Linked DNA regions of Homo sapiens: region 2 is linked to region 1. Evidence: chromatin contacts called from ENCODE Hi-C or POLR2A ChIA-PET data. All regions are on one chromosome and are shown on one strand. The core of a region is the stretch at or near the end of the contact, and the rest is flanking DNA. Distances in the headings are between cores, read along the strand shown.

Evidence for each region. Hi-C counts contacts between places; a loop is a spot of excess contacts on that map. ChIA-PET counts read pairs that join two places held with the same protein, here RNA polymerase II (POLR2A). Pooled maps may share reads with other maps.
Region 2: a loop to region 1 is called in a pooled map, with 2.0 times the contacts of the local background. The contact joins two enhancer-like sites. A Hi-C loop is called at or near these places in 1 of 50 pooled maps. POLR2A ChIA-PET finds 5 or more read pairs at or near these places in 4 of 52 experiments (CD8-positive, alpha-beta memory T cell, OCI-LY7, activated T-cell and 1 more).

Annotation. Positions count from the first base shown.
Region 1 is chr10:35,215,904-35,219,979 of GRCh38, reverse strand. It overlaps LINC02634 (long intergenic non-protein coding RNA 2634), which reads left to right. Exons shown (of 3, transcript XR_930819.3): 3 at 1-91. Among named protein-coding and RNA genes, the nearest start is that of LINC02634, 27 kb to the left of the region's middle. RefSeq lists a silencer at 1,236-1,285. Within about 2 kb of position 2,366, at least 13 of the 41 ENCODE cell types and tissues checked have a DNase peak (open chromatin) inside an H3K27ac peak, as active enhancers do.
Region 2 is chr10:35,056,325-35,060,400 of GRCh38, reverse strand. All of the region lies in intron 4 of CUL2 (cullin 2), which reads left to right. Among named protein-coding and RNA genes, the nearest start is that of MIR3611, 21 kb to the left of the region's middle. Within about 2 kb of position 2,105, at least 4 of the 41 ENCODE cell types and tissues checked have a DNase peak (open chromatin) inside an H3K27ac peak, as active enhancers do.

The DNA.
Region 1 (4,076 bases), core at 1,117-3,616:
AAAGCTGCAACCTTCATGACATCAAATCTATTTTAACACTGGCTGGTTATGTGAGGAAAAGGCTAATAAAAAAAAATTCTGGCTGACCAAAGAAGTATGTATGTATGTATGTGTATTTATTTTTAAATTAATATTGAGATGGATTAATGTTCTAAAATTTGGAATTTCTAACATTATCTTATTCATAATATCATATATCAAAAGTCTCTGAATAGAAATTGTTCAAAGGCATATAATCTAATTATCATTACCATGTCACTAATCTAACCTCTAAGTAATTGCTAAATGCCATCAGCACCTTCATCTCCAATTACATTTTCATGATATTTCAAGCTACAATAACAAAACAGATGCTGATCTCGGCATTACTAAGCAACAGGATATGTATACTTTTTAGAGTGTGAAAATATCACTGCTCTCCCACAGTTAATGATACTTATTTTCCAAGAACTTCTAGTGATATGATTATGCTCATCCAATTCCCATGAGGCCAACACTGTGATCACAGGTTACGATAAGAACTAAAATGCCACCCACAGCCATGTCTGAGTGACACGCAAAACGCTTTGAAACTCTTTTCCACTAGGTTTTTTTTTTTTTTTTTGAGACAGAGCCTCACTCTGTCACCCAGGCTGGAGTGCAGTGGCGTGATCTCAGCTCACTGCAAGCGATTATCCTGCTTCAGCTTCCCCAGTAGCTGGAACTACAAGCGCGTACCACCACATCCAGCTAATTTTTGTATTTTTAGTAGAGATGGGGTTTTGCCATGTTGGCCAGGCTGGTCTCGAACTCCTAACCTCAAGTGATCCACCTGGCTCGGCCTCCCAAAGTGCTGGGATTATAGGTGTGAGCCACCGCGCCTGGCCTCATTTTCCACTATGTTCTAACCACCTAAAATAACCCCTCATATGCAGTTAAAGCAAAACCGGTAATTTTGCTGAGAAAAGATGGATTCATTTTAAAGTCACTTACTTGCTAAAACTATGTGGCCTGGAAGTAATGTCTAAAGTTCTTATGTCAAATAATTCAATCTATTTGCAATTAACTGTGTACTCTTAGAGAAAACTCTATAGTTTAAGGATTCCCAAACCTTGTCAAATTATTGCCCCTCCCCCACAGTTAACCCAAGACTCCCCAGAGTTACTGTGAATATAATTCACCAAACTAGATCAGAGAAAACTGCCCTTAATCCCTTGCCCCCATAGGGCTTGGCATACACTTGGAGAGTCCATGGCAGAAAAGAAATACCACCCGTTGAGTTTTGAAATGTTCACAGACTAATGTTTCTAAGAAAATACGCCGTTTGGAAGTCACACATACACTAGGTGGCGCTGTGGCTGTGACATTAAACAGTCTGTGTGCTGGATAAATGCTGGGTAAGAGCATCCATGACTTAAAGGAAAATTAGGCTAGGCCCAACCCCAGATCATAGAGTTCAGTGTTCTCCAACACTAGAGTGCTTCAGAAACATGCCAGGAACTTGAGCCTGGCGTGGTGGTGGCACATGCCTGTGGTCCCAGCTATTCCGGGGGCTGAGGCAGGAGGATCGCTTCAGCTCAGGAGGTGGAGGCTGAGGTGATCTGTGATTGTGCCACTGCACTCCAGCAGGGGCAACAGAGCAAGACCCTGTCTCAAAAACAAACAAACAAACATGCAAGGAACTGGTTAAAAATACAAATTCCCAGACCTACTGAATGAAAATTCCAGAGGTATGGAACACAAAACAGAAGACACAAACAGGCACACTCATGCTATCCTCTCCCGGGCAGCCCACTTTCATCCAAAGCCTCCTTATTTGGGCTTCTCACCTCCTCAAAAGTCTATCAGTAGTGGCTGGGCTTAGTGGCTTATGTCTGTAATCCCAGCACTTTGGGAGGCCAAGGCGGGTGGATCCCCTGAGGTCAGGAGTTCGAGACCAGCCTGGGCAATATGGCGAAACCCTGTCTCTACTAAAAATACGAAAATTAGCTCAGTGTGGTGGCATGTGCCTGTAGTCCCAGCTACTCATGAGGCTGAGGCAGGAGGATCACTTGAACTCGAGAGGCGGAGGTTGCAGTGAGCCGAGATTGCACTACTGCACTCCAGCCTGGGCGACAGAGCAAGACTCTGTCTCAAAAAAAAAAAAAAAAAAAAAAAAAAAAAAAAAAAAAGGGTATCAATAGTAAACTGTGTTTTAAAAGGTAGGGTTCATTCCTAAGTTAAGCCTCACGCTGGTCTGCTGTAAGTCAGCGCTTCTGAGAGCTCCACAAACGTTGAAAGCAAGAGCTCTTGTACATCTTGTTAACAGCCTTTTGTCCTAGAAAATGACTGAACCACAGGTCAAGCATCCTTCATAAAGTGAGGTGGCTGAGATAGATCTGGCAGAGTTCCTGTGTCCTCCAGCTGTCACAGAGACCAGCTGGACTTTTGCATAGTAAGTGACGGGGTTTTCCTTCCAGCTTCCGTCCATTCAAACCACAGGGACAAATCCTTCCTCAGAAAGCTATGCTGCACAAAAGCTGGTTGAAAATCCAGTTTATAGAAAAATAGAGGCATCACAGTAATATAAAGATTATCACACTAGTTCAGAGATCTGAGTATTTCTAGTCTATTGTCAATAGCTGGCAATATTTAAGTAAATCAATCTGAAATTTGGTTTTCTTGTCTATAAAATGAAAGGAGTAAATTACACCTGTTGGTCAGTCTCAGTGGCTCATGCCTGTAACCCCAGCACTTTGGGAGGCCAAGGCAGGTGGATTACTTGAGCCTAGGAATTCAAGATCAGCCTGGACAACATGGCAAAACCCCGTCTCTACAAAAAAACACAAAAATTAGCCAAGCGTAGTGGCGCGTGCCTGTAGTTCCAGCTCCTTGGGAGGCTGAGGTGGGAGAATCGCTTGAGCCTGGGAGGCGGAGGTTGCAGTAAGCCAAGATCGTACCACTGCACTTCAGCCTGGGTGACCGAGCATGAGACTTTGTCTCAAAAAATAAATAAATAAAAATTAAAAAATTACACCGGTGAGACCTCTTTTAGCTGTAAGATTCTATTTCAATGAGCATAACTGTGACTTTGATGTTCCAATAGCTAGCTAGTCCTTAGTCCTTAAACTGTAGAGTCATTTTTTCCTGATCAGCATCAGGGATTTGAAAAACCAGAGAGGAGCGAAAATGTGCTTTTGTGCATTTGAACAGGAAGGTCTGGGTGTTCCCACACATAGCCACTCAGAGCCACAGAGCTCTCTCTCTCTGCAGCCACCACCTGCTTGAGTCATTGCCAGCAAGTGTTTCTTAACACTTTCCTGCCTTTGGGTCCAGACTGGGTGAGAACCGCCAGGACAGAGGCTTGCTGTCCTGGTTCTGCACTTGGTCCTGAGCCATGTGACCTTTGGCAAGCTACTGAACTTCTCTCCAAGCTTGCTTCCTCATCTGCAAAATGAGGATAATGGTAACAGCATCAACACTTGTTGGGCTGCTAGGAGAATTAAATGTGGAAGCCCCTTGGCGCAGGGTGAGCACTCTGTACACGGTAGCTGTTATTCTTGACTGCCATGACTACGTGGCTGTAGCATCTGTGGAGCTACATACACACCTGGAAGAAAGCAAGCCCAGGATGGTAACGTCAGGGTTGCCACAGCCCTAGGTCCCAAAGCTGCCCTGTCTCCTCCTGGACTTCTTACAAATGCAGCCTCACTTATTGACTTGAAGGAGTGAATGAACATGCTGACTCCCATGTTGCTTTCTGGAAACTCCGCATCACATGGCCCTGAAGATGGGACAACTTAAGGATACAGACAACATGATCAATGAATCATGTATGTATCGTAGCTGGGACTACAGGTGTGCACCACCATGCTTGGCTAATTTGCTTAATTTTTTTTTTTTTTTTTTTGTGGAGACAGAGTCCCACCATGTTGTCCAGGCTGGTCTTTAATTCTTAGCTTCAGGCAATCCTCCTGCCCCAGCCTCCTAAGGTGCTGGGATTACAGGTGTGAGCCACCATGCCCAGCCAAGAAAATGGATTTATATAGAAAAAACCTTCCCACAAAGCATAAAGATTAAAATATACCATGCTTGAGTAGTTCAGAATCAAGTCTGTG
Region 2 (4,076 bases), core at 856-3,355, 160 kb after region 1:
TTACTTGTAGTTTCCTAATGGCCCATGGTCTCTCCCATCTTCCTGCCTTTCCTGGTGCTGTTCCATCTGCCTGGATTGCTTCTCTTTCTTTTTCTATTTTTCTTTCTTTTATTTTGTCCTTTTTTTTATTTTTTATTTTTTGAGGCAGGATCTCACCTAGGCTGCAGTGTAGTTGCATGATCTCAGCTCACTGCAGCCTCAGCCTCCTGGGCCCTAGCAATCCTCCCACCTCGAACACCCTTCTCCCCAGTTGCTGGAACAACAGGTGTGCACCGCCATGCCTGGCTAATGTTGTTCATTTTTTGTAGAGATGCTGTCTCACTATGTTGCCCAGGATGGTCTTGAACTCCTGAGCTTAAGCAGTCCTCCCTCCTCAGTCTCCCAAAGTGCTGGGATTACAGGCATGAGCCACTGTGCCTGGCTAAATTAGTACTATTAAATTGGTGCTATTTGTGAACTTTTAGTAAATGTTGCAGCCTATTTAATATGTGTTTGTGTATGTGTGTGTAAAATGATATGAGTTAGTTAGTATCTCTGTTTTTTACAGAGGAAGAAAGCAATGCTGAGAGCATGATTTTGTTGAAGGTCACTCAGCTAATGAATCACAAAGGCAGGATTTAAACCCAGATCAGTCTGAATCCAAAGCCCATCCATTTAACCACTTCATTCTACCATAATCTTGTTCCAGAAACATGGTATTTCACTTAAGTAGATTCTATTCTCAATCTTCTTGTACAGGCATACTTTGGAGATGATGTGGGTTCAGTTCCAGACCACCACATGTAAAGGGAATATTGCAGTAAGACAAGTCACACAAGTTGTTTGGTTTCCCAGTGCATATAAGTTATGTTTATGCTATACTGTAGTCTGTTAAGTGTGCAGTAGCATTGTCTAAAAAAATGTGCACAACTTAATTTAAAATTACTTTATTGCTAAAAAAAATGCTGTTGATCATTTGAGCCTTCAGCAAGTTGTAATCCTTTTGCCAGTCTTCTTACCTCGGTGTTGATGGCTGCTGACTGATCATGGTGGTGGTTGCTGAAGGTTGGGGAGGCTGTGGCAATGTCTTAAAATAAGACAACAATGAAGTTAGCTGCATCAGTTGACTCTTTCTTCACAAAAGATTTCTCTCTAGGGTGCAATGCTGTTGGATAGCATTTTACCTGCAGTAGAAATTCTTACGAAATTGGAGTCAGTCCTCTCAAACCCTGCCACCACCTTATCAGCTAGGCTTATGTAATATTTGAATCCTTTGTTGTCATTTCAACAATGTTCATACCGTCTTATTAGGAGTAGATTCTGTCTCAAGAAACCACTTTCTCATCCATAAGAAGCAACTCCTTATCCATTCAAGTTATATCATGAGATTGCAGCAATTCAGTCCCATCTTCAGGATCCACTTCTGAGTTCTCTTGATGTTTCCACCACACCTCCAGTCACTTCCTCCCCTGAAGTCTTGACCCCCTAACTCATCCATGAGGGTTGGAAGTGTTAACTGAATTGAGTGACTGAGGCAGCTGTCTCAATCAAGGTTTATTGAGCTAGCTTAAGGATGCTCCCAGGAAAAACGCAAGGCACAGATGCATCTGTGGCTGTTTTGTCCAAAGAGGTTCTTAGGAGGGTTAGTGTTTATACATTTTCCTTAAAACATGAGGGGTGGTGGCAGTGAGGCAAATGGTTACCTACTTGTGAGACTAATTAATGCCCAGTAAATCTACATTTTATATAAGATAAACCTTTGAAGCAAAAGGAAATAGAAGAAGAAAACAGTTGTGCAGACATCTCAGGGAAGGAATGATTACTCTCATCTTGCCTTTGCTCTGTGCCTGGGAATTATCAGCTAAGAATCGACACTTATCAGGTGGATGCTAGCAGACCTTAGGTTTTAGGAACTAGACTTTAGACTACAGATCTGGAGTTACAATGGACCTGTCCTTGTGTTATGGGAGGATTTACATTTTAATGGTTTCGAGGCTAGCAAAGAATTTACGAATGAGTGACTTTTTGAGGCGGGTTAGTCATCAGGAAATGGCTGAGGCTTTTTGCCTTACCACGGGGGTCTGGCTAATATATAATGTTTCGACACAAACTTGTAAGAGTTATTCGTCCAGGAAGAGGATGGCCATTTAGCATGACTCAGCCTCCAAGGTTAAATTCCTGTTTTGGCATAGGAGTTTTGGGAATCCTGAGATTTTATTTCCCTTTATAGAATCAGCATCTTCTAATCACCTGTTCATAATGATATTTAGACCTTCTCCCATGAATCATAAATGTTCTTTTTTTAAAAATTTTATTACTAATTTTTGGGACCGAGTCTCGCTGTTTCCCCGGCTGGAGTGCAGTGGCACAATCTTGGCTCACTGCAGCATCCGCCTCCCAGATTCAAGTGATTCTCCTTCCTCAGCCTCCTGAGTAGCTGGGATTACTGGCACGCGCCACCACACCTGGCTAATTTTTGTATTTTTTTTTAGTAGAGATGGGGTTTCACCATGTTGGCCAGGATGGTCTCGAACTCCTGACCTCGAGTGATCCACCTGCCTCAGCCTCCCAAAGTGCTGGGATTACAGGCGTGAGCCACTGCGTCCAGCCCATGTCTTTATTAAGAAGCAAATATGTGGTTAATAAATTTGATTGTAAAATACTACAGTGACTTATAAAATAAGAATGGTGTCCATATTAAAATGAAAAATGGCACTGTTTATATTTTAAATTGTGACTTTATTTTCTTTTTTTCTTTTTTTTTTTTTTCAGACGGAGTCTTGCTCCGTCGCCCAGGCTGGAGTGCAGTGGCACGATCTCGGCTCACTGCAACCTCCGCCTCCTGGGTTCAAGTGATTCTCCTGCCTCAGCCTCCTGAGTAGCTGGGATTACAGGCAACCACCACCATGCCTGGCTAATTTTTGTATTTTTTTAGTAGAGACGGGGTTTCACCATGTTGGCCAGACTGGTCTCCTGACCTCAGGTGATCTGCCTGCCTCAGCCTCCCAAAGTGCCAGGATTACAGACATGAGCCACCGTGCCTGGCCATGACTTTATTTTAAAACATTGTATTTCAAGCTTAAATTTACCAAGAGTAAAAATCTGCAATAAGAAAGACATAGTTAATGTAAGTTAGTTTAAATTTTATTCTGTGAGGAAAAGATAATACTGGTTTGTCTTTGCAGATACAAAGCATGTAAAGCTGCACTAAATCAATACCTGGCTCAAGAATATACATCTAGATCTTTGGAATGGATTAGTGAATGCAGGCCTGATCTGCAGATTTAGCATCTGCTTCTATGCTAGGCAGTTTACACTTATTATGTAGGTAAAGGAAGCTCCTGTAGAATTCTGAATAGGAAAGTAACATCCTGACAGCAGAATTTTTAGATGAATTAAAGATGCCAGAAACTGAAGTAGAGCCCAGTCATAAAAGTGTTCCACATAATCGGGGCAGAGGGTCAGCAAGTAGATTGGAAGTCAAAGGAAGTAGTGAGAGGAAGTGATGCATACTTTAGGAAGACAGGAAGACTGACTGATTAAAGCAGGCAAAATGGAAGGATGAGATAAGTGATTCTGATGTTTTAGGCGAGGTTACTGGAATGGTCTTGGTGCCAGTGACCAGAAAAGAAAACTGGTTTGGAGCAGATTCCGTATTGGAAGGCATATGTAAATGGTAATATGACAATTAAGTACCCTCTACTGAGGGAGCACCGCTCCTGACGAAATCTTATATTTGTTTGTATATTGTACCACAGAGTGAGCTCTGTGTGGGCAGAGACCATATTTTTGCTTTTCATCTTTGTGTTTCCAGTGCCTCATGTTGACCTGGCACACGATATACCCTCAGCCGATGTTGAATGGGAGTGGAAGACCTCTCCTGAGTTTCTGTGCCAGCCCTGCCACTTAGGAGCCGATTGACCTTTGGCAAGCTCTTTAACCTCTCTAGGCTGCAGCTTTCTTATGTATAAAATGATCATAGGAGTACCACATACATCTGTCTTATAGTATTCAGCCACATAAAATGCTTAGGGCTGTGTCTGACAGGTGATCTCAATAAATGTTAGTGATTACTTTTATTTCCTGGTATTCATGGC